2 separate regions of the Homo sapiens genome follow, and region 2 is linked to region 1. The links are chromatin contacts, found by Hi-C in ENCODE. All regions are on one chromosome and are shown on one strand. Each heading gives the region's core, a stretch centred on a gene start or an enhancer-like site at or near the end of the contact. The rest is flanking DNA. Distances are from core to core; before and after follow the strand shown. Region 1 has its middle 280 kb from the start of MIR4444-1. Region 2 holds the start of CHROMR (cholesterol induced regulator of metabolism RNA).

Region 1 (6,502 bases), core at 1,478-3,977:
ATGAACATTCACATGCATGTGTCTTTATGGTAGAATGATTTACATTCCTCTGGGTATAAACTCAGTAATGGGATTGCTAGGTCAAAAGGTAGTTCTCCTTTTAGCTCTTTCAGGAATTGCCACATTGCTTTTTCCACAATGGTTGAACTAATTTATACTCCCACCAACAGTGTATAAGTGTTCCCTTTTCTCCACAACCTCACCAGCATCTGTTATTCTTTGACTTTTTAATCATAGCCATTCTGATTGGCATGAGATGGTATTTAATTGTGGCTTTGATTTGCATTTATCTAACAATCAGTAATATTGAGCTTTTAAAAATACGGAATGCTTCACGAATTCCATGTCATTCTTGCACAGGGGACATGCTAATCTTCTCTGTATTATTCCAATTTTAGTATATGTGCTGCTGAAGCAAGCACACGTGTTTATAATTTTAGTAGTCATTTAAAATATATTTAATTTTTTAAATAAATTCTTCCTAAATTGATTTGTAAATTCAATGCAATCTCAATCAAAATCCTAGCAGGTTTCTTTGAAGAAATTGAAAAGCAGATGCTAAAATGTATATGGAAATGGAAAGGACCTAGAATAGCCAAAATAATTAGAAAAAGAATAATAAAGGATTTATTATCCTACTTGATTCTAAGACTTACAAGAAAGCTACGATCGTCAAGACAGTGCGGCACTGAGGCAAGGATAGACCTATAGATTCATGGAACAGAATAGAGAGTCCAGAAATAAATCCAAAGTTATATGGTTGATTTTTGACAAAGATGTGAACATAACTAAATTGGAAAATCAGCAAAATAGTGCTGCAACAACTAAATATCTAGAGGGGAAAAAAACAACCTTACAACATATTTTAAAAGCTAACACAAAATACATCATAGGCCTAAACAGTAAGAGCTAACACTATTACATTTCTGGAAGAAAATATAAGAGAAAATATTTGTAACAACAGTTAGGAAAGGCATTTTTAAACAGGACACCAAAAGTACAACTCATAAGGAAAAATATTTATAAACATTTTCAAAAGTAAAAGCTTTTGCTCTTCAGAAAAAAGTGTTAAAAAAGGCAAGCCGGACTGAAATAATAGATATGAAAAACATATCTGACAAAAAGGCTTGTATCCAGAATATATAAAAGATATTTACAACTTAAGAAGGCAAGAGCCCAATAAAATGGGGAAAAGATTTGAAGAGACTCTTTACAAAAGAAGTTATACAAATTCCAATAAGCACATGAAAAGATGATCTACATCACAAATTATGAGGGAAATGTCAATTAGAACCATAATGAGCTACTTACTACGCACTTGAGAATATCAAGGATGGGTGAAGAGGTAGGACAACTTGAACTCTCATACATTGACTGTGTGACAGTATAAAATGGTACTATTTCTTATATAGTTAAACATATACAAGCCATGTGACCCAGCAATCTTTATCCTAGATATTTACCCAAGAGAGATAAAAATGTGTCCACGCAAAACTTTTACATCAATGTTTATAGCAGCATTATTCATAATCGTCAAAACTGAAAGCAACCCAAGTATCTATTAACCAGTGAATGGATAAACAAATTGTGGTATATCCAATGGAGTATTACTATAAAAGCAACAAAATATTAGTACTCTCGACAACATAGGTGAATCTCAAAAATATTATGCTAAGTGAAAAAAGGTAAACACAAAGGGCTACATACTATGATTCTGTCTGTATGAAATTCTAGGAAAGGCAAAACCATAGCAACAAAAAGCAGATCAGTAGTTGGTTGGCTGGGGCCAAGAGCTGGGGGAATATATTGACTGTAGGAGCACAAGGGAACTTCTAGGGTGATGGAAATGTTCTAATTTGATCATGGTGGGGAATGGATTTTTTAAATATACTAGGGATTTGTTTTTCTTTTTAAGGGATTTCTTTTGGAAAAAAAAAAAGTCCTAGAATAAGAACAGAAGCATGTTCTCTTCTGAGAAATAATCCTTAGAAAATAGAAGTTAAGCCAAAATATGTAACATTACCTATGTCTTTTAAAACTTTTCTTGTCCATCTAATTTCCATCTTAAGAAAAATTAGAAATAAATCAATTACACTTTAAATACTTTTGGTACAGTTGAATATGTACAGGACTGCTGAATATTGAATAGGTTCCCAGAGAAACTCTTTGTAACAGAACTTTCCATTTGACCATAGCCCTTAAGGCATTTAAAGACAAGTGAGAAACAGACTGTTTTGGTTCGTTGGTTTGGGTTTTTTTTTCTTTTTTTTTTCATTACTTAGCTTTGTCATCATGCTTTCCTACCACCAGAAGGCATATTTATGACTCATCAGTCAACACCCAGTGTCAGATAACTAGCCATTAACATACTTCACTTGTACTGTGATGAAAATGATATCACAACTTTCAAGAGATCCCCTTGAAGATGAAACTGAAAGAAATGGTGGCCACATGTTGTTTCAAACCTGTATTCGTTACACCTCCTGACTGCATGTCGTGCAAAAGGGCCAAACAGATGTGTAAAAAATAGCTGTTTAACAGGGGGGAAAATACTGTAAAATTGTTTATGGCAGGACAGCGGGTTCTTATAGGCAAAGTAAATTACAAATAGATTTCTCAATTACTTTTTAAAGCCTAGTATTTGATTCTTATATAACAGTCAAAAATCAATTTTGCATGGAATTTATGTGAATGCCTCATTATTAATAAAACAGCGGTTGGCGGCTGCTACTTCCTCCCCACAACAGCAGCACGCAGTGGGGAAGCATTCACGTGCCAGGCTGTGCAATTCTTTATCTTTTTATCCTCTGGTTCAGCATCATAAAAAAGAAAGGGAAGAGATGAATCCCAAGCAAATTTTAGGCATGGGCTTCTGGCAGCACCTATTTCATGGGGGCCTGCTGGTGCCCTGAGAGTACTTGGTGATGGGTGCTGAGGGAAGTCCTCACCCTACTCCCTGCTCATACTGTACCTCGAAGGTCTTTTTTAAAAAAAAAAAAAGTATAATTAAGCAAGTAACTCTAGTTGTTGAAAAAGTCACTGAGCTCTTTCTCTCGCTCTATCCTTAGCATATCCAACCTCGGTACTAGAGTCTACTGACCCTGTGAATTGATTTAAAAGGACTGGCCAGTGGCAATTTTCCCCAGATTGCTTTATTTCTCCAAAATAAAATTATTTATTTTGAAAAGAACTTGCTCCTGACCCAAACATTCTAATAACATAACAAGCATAATTCTCATTCAACAAACAAGAAAATTGAATCCCACTTATGTCTACAGACCATAACAGTCTGCTCCCTACACTGTACTTGATTCATCAAACCATGAACACTCCCCGTTTCCCAAATGAAAAGTGTAGTGTGGTGAGAAAAACCTAGCTTCTCTGGTTAGCCCTCCCTAACCAATTGGATGACTTTAAACAGTTATATCACTGTTTTAGGCCATGTCTGTTAACTGGTAAAATAAGAGAGTTTTCAAAATTATCTGAGGTTTCCTTCAGCTAAGATTTGGCAATGAGAAGAAATCATTGTATTCCCATTACATGTGAAAAGCAAAAAGAAAATTCTATGTTTGGCCAACAACATGGAGAAATGCTTATCTTCAGAGGTTAAATTCAGCTAAACAGTAGCTACCTGCTATTTCTTCTATTGGGTGCATGCCTCAAAAACGCTAACGGGGGAAATGGCAGGGCGATACACTGAGTGCTTACAGCATGTTTCCAGAAACTGATTTATTCTTGATTTGAATCTCTACTATGTGCATAATTACACCTGGTAACTGCAGGCAAGCTGTGGGCAACACTCTTGCCCCCTTAGTATTTGTGTCAGCAGTTAATTAGGAATGCAGTGCTAATACAGTCTTTAAACCAACCCCAAAAAGCTGTAGTAAAATCTAGTTTAACAAACAGACATGCATATCAGATGACTCCTTGCAGATACAGAATACCAAGAGTTTATTTACCAATGAAAATCCATGGTAGGTAAGATCTGATCCATGGGTTTGTTTGCTTTTGGGTTTTTGGAGACAGATTCTCGCTCTGTTGCCCAGGTTGGAGTATAGTGACGTGATCTCGGCTCACTGCAACCTCTGCCTCCCGGGTTCAAGCAATTCTCCTGCTTCAGCCTCCTGAGTAACTGGGACTACAGACGTGCACTACCATGCCTGGCTAATTTTTGTATTTTTAGTAGAGACAGGGTTTTGCCATGTTGGCCAGGCTGGTCTCGAACTCCTGACCTCAAGTGATCCACCTGCCAAAGTGCTGGGATTCCAGGTGTGAGCCACCACACCCAGCCCCCACAGGTTTGTTTTTAAGAATTGGATTTGATATACTATTGAGAAACAAAGTGGCTTAAATATATCAATTTATTCAGAGTTTTTAAAAACAATGACTTTTTCTTTTATTCTTCTGCTAATTATTTACATGATTAATCTGACTTAACATATCTTCATTGAGAATCACACAGTTGATCCAACTAAAATTAGTATTATTTTAGGGACAAGAATGAAGGATACATTTTTTTTCCTGTTAAGTCAAATTCACATTTGGGTTTTGTTGTGCATATACTGTTAATAATGCAAAGAGAAACTTGTTCACTATGGTTGATTGCATAACAGGCCCCCATCCTGTACCCCTACCTATAGCCACGCCCTTTGCCCTATGACTTTGCAGTTGCTTTCACTACAGAGGCAAATCTGTTTTCCATCTGGGCTTGGACACATGACTTGCTTGGGCCAATAGAATGAGATGGATCGGACAGATGTTCCAGCTCCAGGCCCAGGCCTTGAGGTCCCGCTTTCTGCTTGTTCTCTCCTATTTCTGCCATTACCATGAAGAGGACACGCCTGTGTTACCGGTGGTCACAGGGAAAGGAGGACAGACGTGTGGAACAAAGCAGTCACTCCACATAAGCCCAAACTAGGTGAACCAGCACTGAGACTCAAGAGGGAGCTTAGGCGATAAGATATAGAAGAAAACCCGTCCTTGCAGATACAGAAGAAAACCCGTCTACTGTTACATGTCACTGAGATGCTGTGGCTGTTCACTATGTGCCAATTTTAGAGCAACAGGTTACTAGTATACTGACCTTTTCAAATACTACCTGATATTTATGATGATGCCGATGTTGCCAAATCTCTTCCAAAAAAGTGACCATCTGTCTTTTCCCATCTTTATTAACATGAGTGCCAGATTGATTCCAAGTTACAGTTGTATTCTTTTGGGTGAACAATCTTCCTCATGTTCTCTCAGGGTTTTAGGTGAGAAGTTGTCCAATTTTGGTGTGCCCAGAATCACCTAGAGGGCTTCTTAAAACACACATTGCTGGGCCCCACCTCCAGGAGTTCCTGATTCAATTCATCTGGGATCAGCCTGGGCCTGAGAATGTGCAGTTCTCACACGTGCCTGGGTGGTGCTGATGCTGCTTCTAGGACCACGTTGTGAGAACCACTCGCTTATTAGGCCAGGAAGGGTTAAGCACAACGTCGTCGGTTCACATACCCATCTGTGTTTTCCCAAGGCACATTTTCCATCACCTTCTCCAGCTGACCAATAAATGAGTGGGGCCAGAGCCAAGATTCCACAGCCTTCCAGATGAGTTCCCTCTGGAAGAGGCAGTCTCTGCTGCAAACGGCAGAGTTACCAATCCACACAGCAGGGATTCAGCATCACCTTTTGCCCTGAACTTACAGTTATCCCAATAGTTTGGGAAACTTCCTGGCTTGCACCCAAGATAACCTGATTGAGGAGGTTAAAAGAAAGTTCACAGTTCTTCTCAGTGTCCACCTGAAAGCATTTGTTCTTAAATTCTTCATCTTAGGATTCATGGGTTTTACTGTCAGGGAAAAATCTTCACCCCATCTATTTAAATGTGTGCAATCAATTTCCCTCTCAAATCCCCACGGCAGGTATTCTGATTTCTTCCCACTTGCTGTGCAGTGATCCCCCACTGGGAAAGCAGAACAGCTTTTGCTCATGGTGAAGCTCAACGCCGCCTGGTTTTTTTGTTTTTGTTTTGTTTTTGTTTTTGTTTTTCAATGATTTAAGTTAAATTTGAACTCAGACACTTGCACATGGCTCCTCAGTATCAGCCAGAGTTGGCGGGAAACTGGGTCCTCTGAGCAATCTTTATGTTCAGTGCTGCCTCAGAAAATTACACCAAATTAAAAAGCTGCCCCTTGAAATTTAACGTTTTTAAGATGCAATAGGGAAATAGTAAGCAATTATAATGAACTGGCCAGCCTGCTTTACCTTTCACATCCTCTTTTTTTTTTCCTTTTTTTCTTTTTAATAAAGCATGGTTTTCATCTGCTAACTGCTTCACTATTCTAACTCAATGGTTGTGCTTTGAAGAAGGGCAGGGTTGCCCTAGAGGTGTGTAAGCACTTGCCCAGGGGCCTGGGGAATGTCTGGCACTTTTCTGCTCATAGTATGGGGTAGTGGGAATATTTCCAATCTGTTTTATGGAAGTAGTTTCACTCTATTTTGAGAATCTTTTTATTTTGCA
Region 2 (7,108 bases), core at 2,522-5,021, 1.5 Mb after region 1:
TTTAAATTTGTTTTTAAATCCTTGTATATTCTTTTACGAATAAAACTTTCTAAATTTTCTAGATTTTTATTTTTTAAAAAAGAATTTTTTCTTTGAAAATTGAATACAATTGTTATAAGTCCACCAATATAATAACATGAATTTGTTGGTCAATAAATATTTTTTAAAATATAAAATTATAATGATGTTTAGCACCCCCTTCTCAAAAGTGTCCGGTTTGGACAGTAAGTCACACAATTAATCTACATATCTGTAGCCCCCTCTCTTTCTAAAATTAGGTTCCTTGAAAACTTCTATGGTCATCAGTTCTCCCAGGGTTTAGGTCCAACAAGAGGGTTTTTAAAGGATAAGAAACCTACAACTCAACAACAAAAAAGCAAACACTTTATTTAAAAATGGGCAAAGGACCTGAATAGACATTTACCCAAAGAAGATACACAAATGGCCAACAAGCACTTTAAAAGGTGCTCAACATCACTACATTGCATTACGGAAATGCAAATCAAAACCACGATGAGATGCCACATCACAGAGAGTAGGATGGCTACTATAAACAAACGAACAAACAGCACACAAGTGTCAATGAGATTGTGGAGAAATTGGAACCCTTGTGATCTACTGATGGCAATGTAAAATGGTGCACCTACTGTGGAAAAGAGTATGACAGTTTCCCAAAAAATTAAAATAGAATTACCATATGATCCAGCAATCTCACCTCTGGGTATATACCTACATCAGTTTCCTAGGGCTGCCATAACAGAAAACCATAGATTGAGTGACTTAACTGAAATTTATTTTCTCACAGCTCTGAAGACCGAAAGTTCAAGATCAAGGCATCAATCAGTAGGTGTGGTTTCTTCGTGGTCCCTCGGCCCATACAAGTATCTGGTGTCTCTCAGTGTGCCCAAATTTCCTCTTATAAGGACATCAGTCAGATTGAATTAGGGCCCACCCTAAGGACCTCATTTTAACTTAATTATCTCTATAAAGGCCCTGTCTCCAAATACAGTCACATTCTGAGATACTAGGGATTATGGCTTCAACATAGGAATTTTGTGGGGACATTCAGCCCATAACAATATCCAGAAGAATTGAAATCAGGGTCTTGAGAAGATATTTACACAGCCATATTCACAATAGCCAAAAGGTGGAAGGAAGTAATCCAAGTGTTCACTGACTGAAGAATAAACAAAATGTGGTATATACATAAAATGGAATATTATTCAGCCTTAAAAATGAAATAAATTCTGATGCATATACAACATGGATGAACCTTGAGGATATTATACTAAATGAAATAAGTCAGGTACAAAAAGACAAATAGTGTATGATTCCACTTATATGAGGTACCCAAAGTAGTTAAATTCATAGAAATAGAAAGTATAATAGAAAAGTGGTTTCCAGGAGATGGGAGGAGTAGAAAATGGGACATTAGTATTTAAAAGGTACATACACAGTTGCAATTTTGCAAGAGAAAGAGTTCTGGAGATTGGGTGCACAACAAAGTGAATGTACTTGACACTACTGAACTGTGCACCTAAAAATAGGATGGTATTTTTTTTTTTTTTTTTCGAGATGGAGTCTCACTCTGTCGCCCAGGCTGGAGTGCAACGGAGTAATATCAGCTCACTGCAACCTCCGCCTCCCGGGTTCTAGCCATTCTCCTGCCTCAGCCTCCTGAGTAGCTGGGACTATAGGTGAGCACCACCATGCCCAGCTAATTTTTGTATTTTTAGTAGAGATGGGGTTTCACCATGTTGGTCAGGCTGGTCTCGAACTCCTGACCTCATGATCTGCCCCCACCTTGGCCTCCTAAATTGCTGGGATTACAGGCATGAGCCACCATGCCCAGCCTAGGATGGTAAATTTTATGTTATGTGTACTTTACCACAAGTAAAATTTTTAAATAAAAAAATGACATCTATATCCATGTTGTACCATTGTTAATTTCCTTGTTTTGATATTGCACTATATTTATGTAAGATGTAACCACTGAAGGACTTGGTGAAAGGTACAGGGACATCTCCATACTACCTTTGCAACTTCCCGTGAATCTTTAATTAGTTTAGAGCAAAAAGTGTTAATTTCATGTTTGTGTTAAAAAAAAAAAAAAGGAAGTTATAGACTGCCAATCTCTTGGACCAGGATAATAGAACTTTATGAACACAGAGATTAAAGCCTATTTAACCACAGTTTGCCCATGATGGTAACTTTGATCAGAAAGAATCTCACAAGCTGGGACCCAACAGGACCAAGTAATCCATGTCATGATTATTACACGTTATCAGCCTTCCAGGGAAGTGGAATTTACAAGCTTTCCCTTTGGCATGGGGCCCAGGTGATGGCCTCCTATTGAGCAGAGTCCCCAGCAATAATTACCCTGCATGTCAAAGGCCTCATTTCCCCAAAACAGTAAACCATAAAATGTAGCCCATATTCTCTCCATGTATATCACTCAATATCACACCGTAGAGGCATATAACTGATAATATTGCCTCTGGCCCATGCCAAATTGCAAGTGGTAGATTTTTTTTTTCCTTCCGAATTAAGAAACACAAGATTTACCCCTTTTCTTGGAAAAGTGTTAAGAGTCTAGCACCCCCAATAACTAGGGTCTACAAATGTCTAAAAGTTATTAATCTTGGTCTGTCTTAACTACCAATTCTCTTAATTTGGGTAACCTCAATTTTGTTGTTGTTTTTTTTTTTTTGAGACAGAGTCTCGCGCTGTCGCCCAGGCTGGAGTGCAGTGGCGCCATCTGGGCTCACTGCAATCCCCGCCTCCCGGGTTCAAGCAATTCTCCTGCCTCAGCCTCCCTAGTAGCTGGGATTACATGTGTGCACCATCACACCCAGCTAGTTTTTGTATTTTTATTAGAGACGGGGTTTCATCATGTTGGCCAGGCTGGTCTCGAACTCCTAACCTCAGGTGATCCACCTGCCTCTGCTTCCCAAAGTGCTGAGATTACAGGCGTGAGACACTGCACCTGGCCTGGGTGACCTCAAATTTTTAAATGAAGGGATTGGAGGTAACATCTAGGATTTTATCTAGTTCTGTCTTCTATGATTCAAACCCCAAATTCTCCACTGCAATGACTGCTTCTGGAATAAATATTCCTGGTTGCCTGTCTCTGAAAAAAAGCTCTCACATAAGGCTAATGAGAGGCGAAACTAAGGCAGGATCTCTCCTTTCAAGACCACATAGTCAGGGTTGTTTAATAAGCACACAAAGTAGAGACATATTTACCCATTCACCATGAAAAAACACCCCTATAAAAGGCCCAATACCTGGGCTTAATAGCTTCATTTCTTGTGTGATCTTGCAGTGTACATCAAAAAATTAACAAATAACATCCAGTGACATGATCTTGGCTCACTACAACCTCCGCCTCCCGGGTTCAAGCGATTCTCCTGTCTCAGCCTCCCTAGTAGCTGGGATTACAGGCATGCACCACCACACCCGGCTAATTTTGTATTTTTAGTGGAGATGGGGTTTCTTTCTCCATATTGGTCAGGATGGTCTCTCTCGAACTACCGACCTCAGGTGATCAGCCCGCCTTACGCCTCCCAAAGTGCTGGGATTACAGGCGTGAGCCACCGCCCCTGGCTCCCCCACCGGCAATTTCTAAAATGTATCGGTCTCCTCCCAAGCCCTTGTTCCTTCATCCCCCACCCGGGGCAGATTCAGACAAGCATTTATTTTAGTTCCTAAGCCGCGCGGTGCTCCCAGCTTCCGCGCCTCTGGGCGGCCCACACCCCTCCCCATCCTCTCCTCCGCGCCGCCGTCTTCGTTGCTCTTGGGTGGCCGCGGCGCCCGCTCCCTCTGAATTCGCCGGGCAGGGATACAGCCGCCCGGGGCCTCTTGCTCGTGCTTGGTTTTCCGGACCTTGCTTCCTAAAGGGTCTTTAGGGGTTCCCGGACTCCTCCGCCTGGGAGCCTCTATCCGCCTGGGAGCCTCTATGCGCCCCGCAAAGCCCCCGGCAGAGCCGAGGGGAGGCTTCATTGGCGACCTGGTGGGGCCTCGCGGCCCTGCTCCCTGACGTCAGCGCCGCCGCGGTGATTTAACAGCTTTTGTTTTGGGCAGAAGAACCTATGGGCACAAAAAGCAGGAACGAGTAGCGGTGGCTGAAGAACGAGCAGGAGCTTGAATTTCAGTTTTCTTATGAGGAATTTTCCAGAAAAGATATCTTCACTGTGAAATAACTAAATAAATGCCCACTCAGTACAGTAAGTATTGATATCGTCCTATAGCATTTGGCTAGAAAGTGGTGTCAATAGGGTTTTTCCTTCAGACTTTGCAATACTGTTCAGAAGGGCCAATGCCAATCCTTCTGTGAGGAAGTTTTTTTCTTCCTAAATATGTTAATTGCCTCAACTTGGACTAACGGTCACACTTGTGAATATGAGTGTAAGAAACAGTTTATTTCTCACATGTATGAAAAGGAAATTTTCTTTCATCTATCTCAGGCCCCTATTCAGCGTAAAATCAAGATTATTTAACTTGCAAGATTAAACAACGACCTTATTTCAAATGAAATAAAATTCAGTCTGATCAGAAACCCCTTGGAGCAGTTTATATTAACCTAATTATCTTTTTACTGCAGTAAGTTAATTGAGGATTATGGAATGCATCTAAAAAGCAGTTATATTTACAGGTCCCAAAATTAAATGCTAAGGAAAAGCATTTCTGCAAACCCAGGTAGTACGGACAAACCGAAGGGAGTTTTATTCTGTCAAGTTTTACTCTAAATTCAATCGTTGATCAGCTAGATCTCGGCTTGGTTATTCTTGGAGGAGCTGCCTTGCAAATGATTCCACTCTGAGCTCGCCGGCCACAGTAGCGTGAAATGGATGGCAGTCAGTTTCCTCTTCCTAAGACTGGGTGTGGTTTCTCTGGGCAGACTACACAGTGGCGACTCTGGCGGGATTTGAGGAGCCTGGAGAGGCCCACCACGTGTGTGTCTCCCCCTAGTGACCAACGGGCTGAAGTTCCTGTGGTTAAAGGCAATTGCTGATTTTGTCATTAGCAGGAAGGTGAAGCTCAACGACCTCCTGCGTGTACAGCACCATTCTAGAAGCTGGATGTGTTTAAAGATATGATGCAATATGTACCCAGAAGGCATAAGACTAGATCACTAGGGTACAAATTAAAATATCAAGTTGCATACGCTGAGTATGGGATTAGGTCAGCGGAACACGCTTTGGAAAACACTGCTTTAACGACCTCATTCTGAGTCCCTGTAATGCTTAAGATTATAGCACAGTTTAGGCACCTTATATACATTATGATGGAATGCTTTCCTAGAGTGATATTCTGTGGTGGAAAGAGCAAATCAAAGGTCTTTGTGTTCTCTGTGACCGTGGAAGAAATTGCCATTAAGTAGTAATATAAATAGGGGTTTTAAAAAACGTGGGAAAAGTCTGAAGAAGCATTTGCAGAAACTCCTTACAAAGTCAGTGACAGCTAGGCCAGGCCAAGGTGGGCGGATCACTTAAGGCCAGGAGTTTGAGACCAGCCTGGCCAACATGGCAAAACCCTGTCTCTACTAAAAATACAAAAATTAGCTGAGCGTGGGTGGCTGAGATGGGAGAATTGCTTGAACCCAGGAGGCAGAGGTTGCAGTGAGCTGAGATCGCACCACTGCACTCCAGTCTAGGCAACAGTGCAAGACTCTGTCTCCAAGAAAAAAAGGAAAAAAAGACATGTACTGTAAATGTAAAATATAAAATATAGGCTGGATTTCAGAGACATAGTATGTAAAAAAGAATGTAAAATATCTTAATAATTTTTATATTTATTACATGTTAAAATGATAATGTTTTTGACATATTAGGTTAAATAGAATATAATTCAATCAGTTTCTTTTCTCAAAGAGTGTGGCTACTAGAAATGTTTAAATTATGTATATGGTTTGCATTATATTTTTTCAGACAGTGCCGATGTAATAGTAACAAAAAGTCTCAGCCTCATTTAAGATAAAAGGCCATCATCAGACAATGCAGGACAGATTGTAACAATAGGAAGTACTACAGAGATTCAGAGAATGCCATAAATAACCTTGGAATCCTGTGCTTGGGTAAAACATTTGCTTTTTACTTAGCTGATCCCTTAAAGCCTGTTAAGTTGAAATGTTACAGAGGGAATTTTATATTAGAGTTGGCCACCTCAATTTCATAACTTTTTAAGGAGAAAATGGCTTACATTTGTGCATCTTCAAGGTTTTCAAAGCATTTGCACATTTATTATCTCATTTCATCTTTCTAACCTGAGAGGAAGGTAGAGCAGTTTATCCCCATTTTACTGGTAAGGAAACTGAGGCTCAAAGAGTTCATGTGATGTGAAGAATATTGGAATTAAGGATGCCAGAGAACAATGACTCAGAGTGACCAAGTCATTATGGGGTCCATTTGGAGGTCTCTATGTAGAGGGAGAGCTTCCTCAGGGACTCCTGCAGACATCTCCTTATTGGAGGACAGGAGGAAGCTTGAAGACACTTTTCCCCACTCGGACTCAGTACTGAGTACTTTTCCACTCTAAGTCCTTCACCTTCTCCTCATCCCAGGCCCTGGGTCCATAAAACTGCAGGAGCCTTTTGTTCAAGGGTTCTCTCAGCAAAGCTGTGCTGATCCACCTGACCCTGGATTGGTGCCATTCTATCACAGCATGGGATTAAAGCCTTGACCCTTCCTTTCATATTGGCTTATTGTCTTCACTGCTTTTCTGACTTCTGGCACCTCAACTCTCTGGAACTAAGCTCGGCCCTTGACAGTTAGACCTGCTGTCTCTTCCCACTCTGACTTCCCTCTTGTCTCCCATCCCAATACTCTTCCTTGCTCTGGCTAGGCACAACCCCCGACTTTAAAGTTTTGGAGTGATCACGGGCATTTCTGGGATTTGGCCAAGGGATAAATTGAGTTGAGACTACATTGAGTTTGGGTTTAATGGGATATATGTATGTGGTTTGTAGTCACATCCATGTATAGTTAAGTAATGGTCATACCACTACTGGAATGGTTTCTAGGAATACTCCTACTAGTGACTATGCGGGTTCACATACACCCTACATATAAAAGCAGGGCCAGAGGTCACACTATGATATGAATGTGAC

Evidence for each region. A loop is a pair of places that touch in the nucleus more often than their neighbours do. Pooled maps may share reads with other maps.
Region 2: a loop to region 1 is called in a pooled map, with 9 times the contacts of the local background. The contact joins the promoter of CHROMR here to the enhancer-like site in region 1. A Hi-C loop is called at or near these places in 3 of 37 single-sample maps with no recorded cell type and 9 of 50 pooled maps.

The regions. Positions count from the first base shown.
Region 1 is chr2:176,929,669-176,936,170 of GRCh38, forward strand. It overlaps the pseudogene RNU6-187P. Among named protein-coding and RNA genes, the nearest start is that of MIR4444-1, 280 kb to the right of the region's middle. RefSeq lists enhancers at 2,232-2,531, 6,082-6,181. Within about 2 kb of position 2,728, at least 4 of the 41 ENCODE cell types and tissues checked have a DNase peak (open chromatin) inside an H3K27ac peak, as active enhancers do.
Region 2 is chr2:178,409,888-178,416,995 of GRCh38, forward strand. It overlaps CHROMR (cholesterol induced regulator of metabolism RNA), which reads left to right and starts at 3,772. Exons shown (of 5, transcript NR_110204.1): 1 at 3,772-4,226. RefSeq lists enhancers at 3,536-4,111, 3,941-4,140, 4,642-4,901, 4,689-5,263.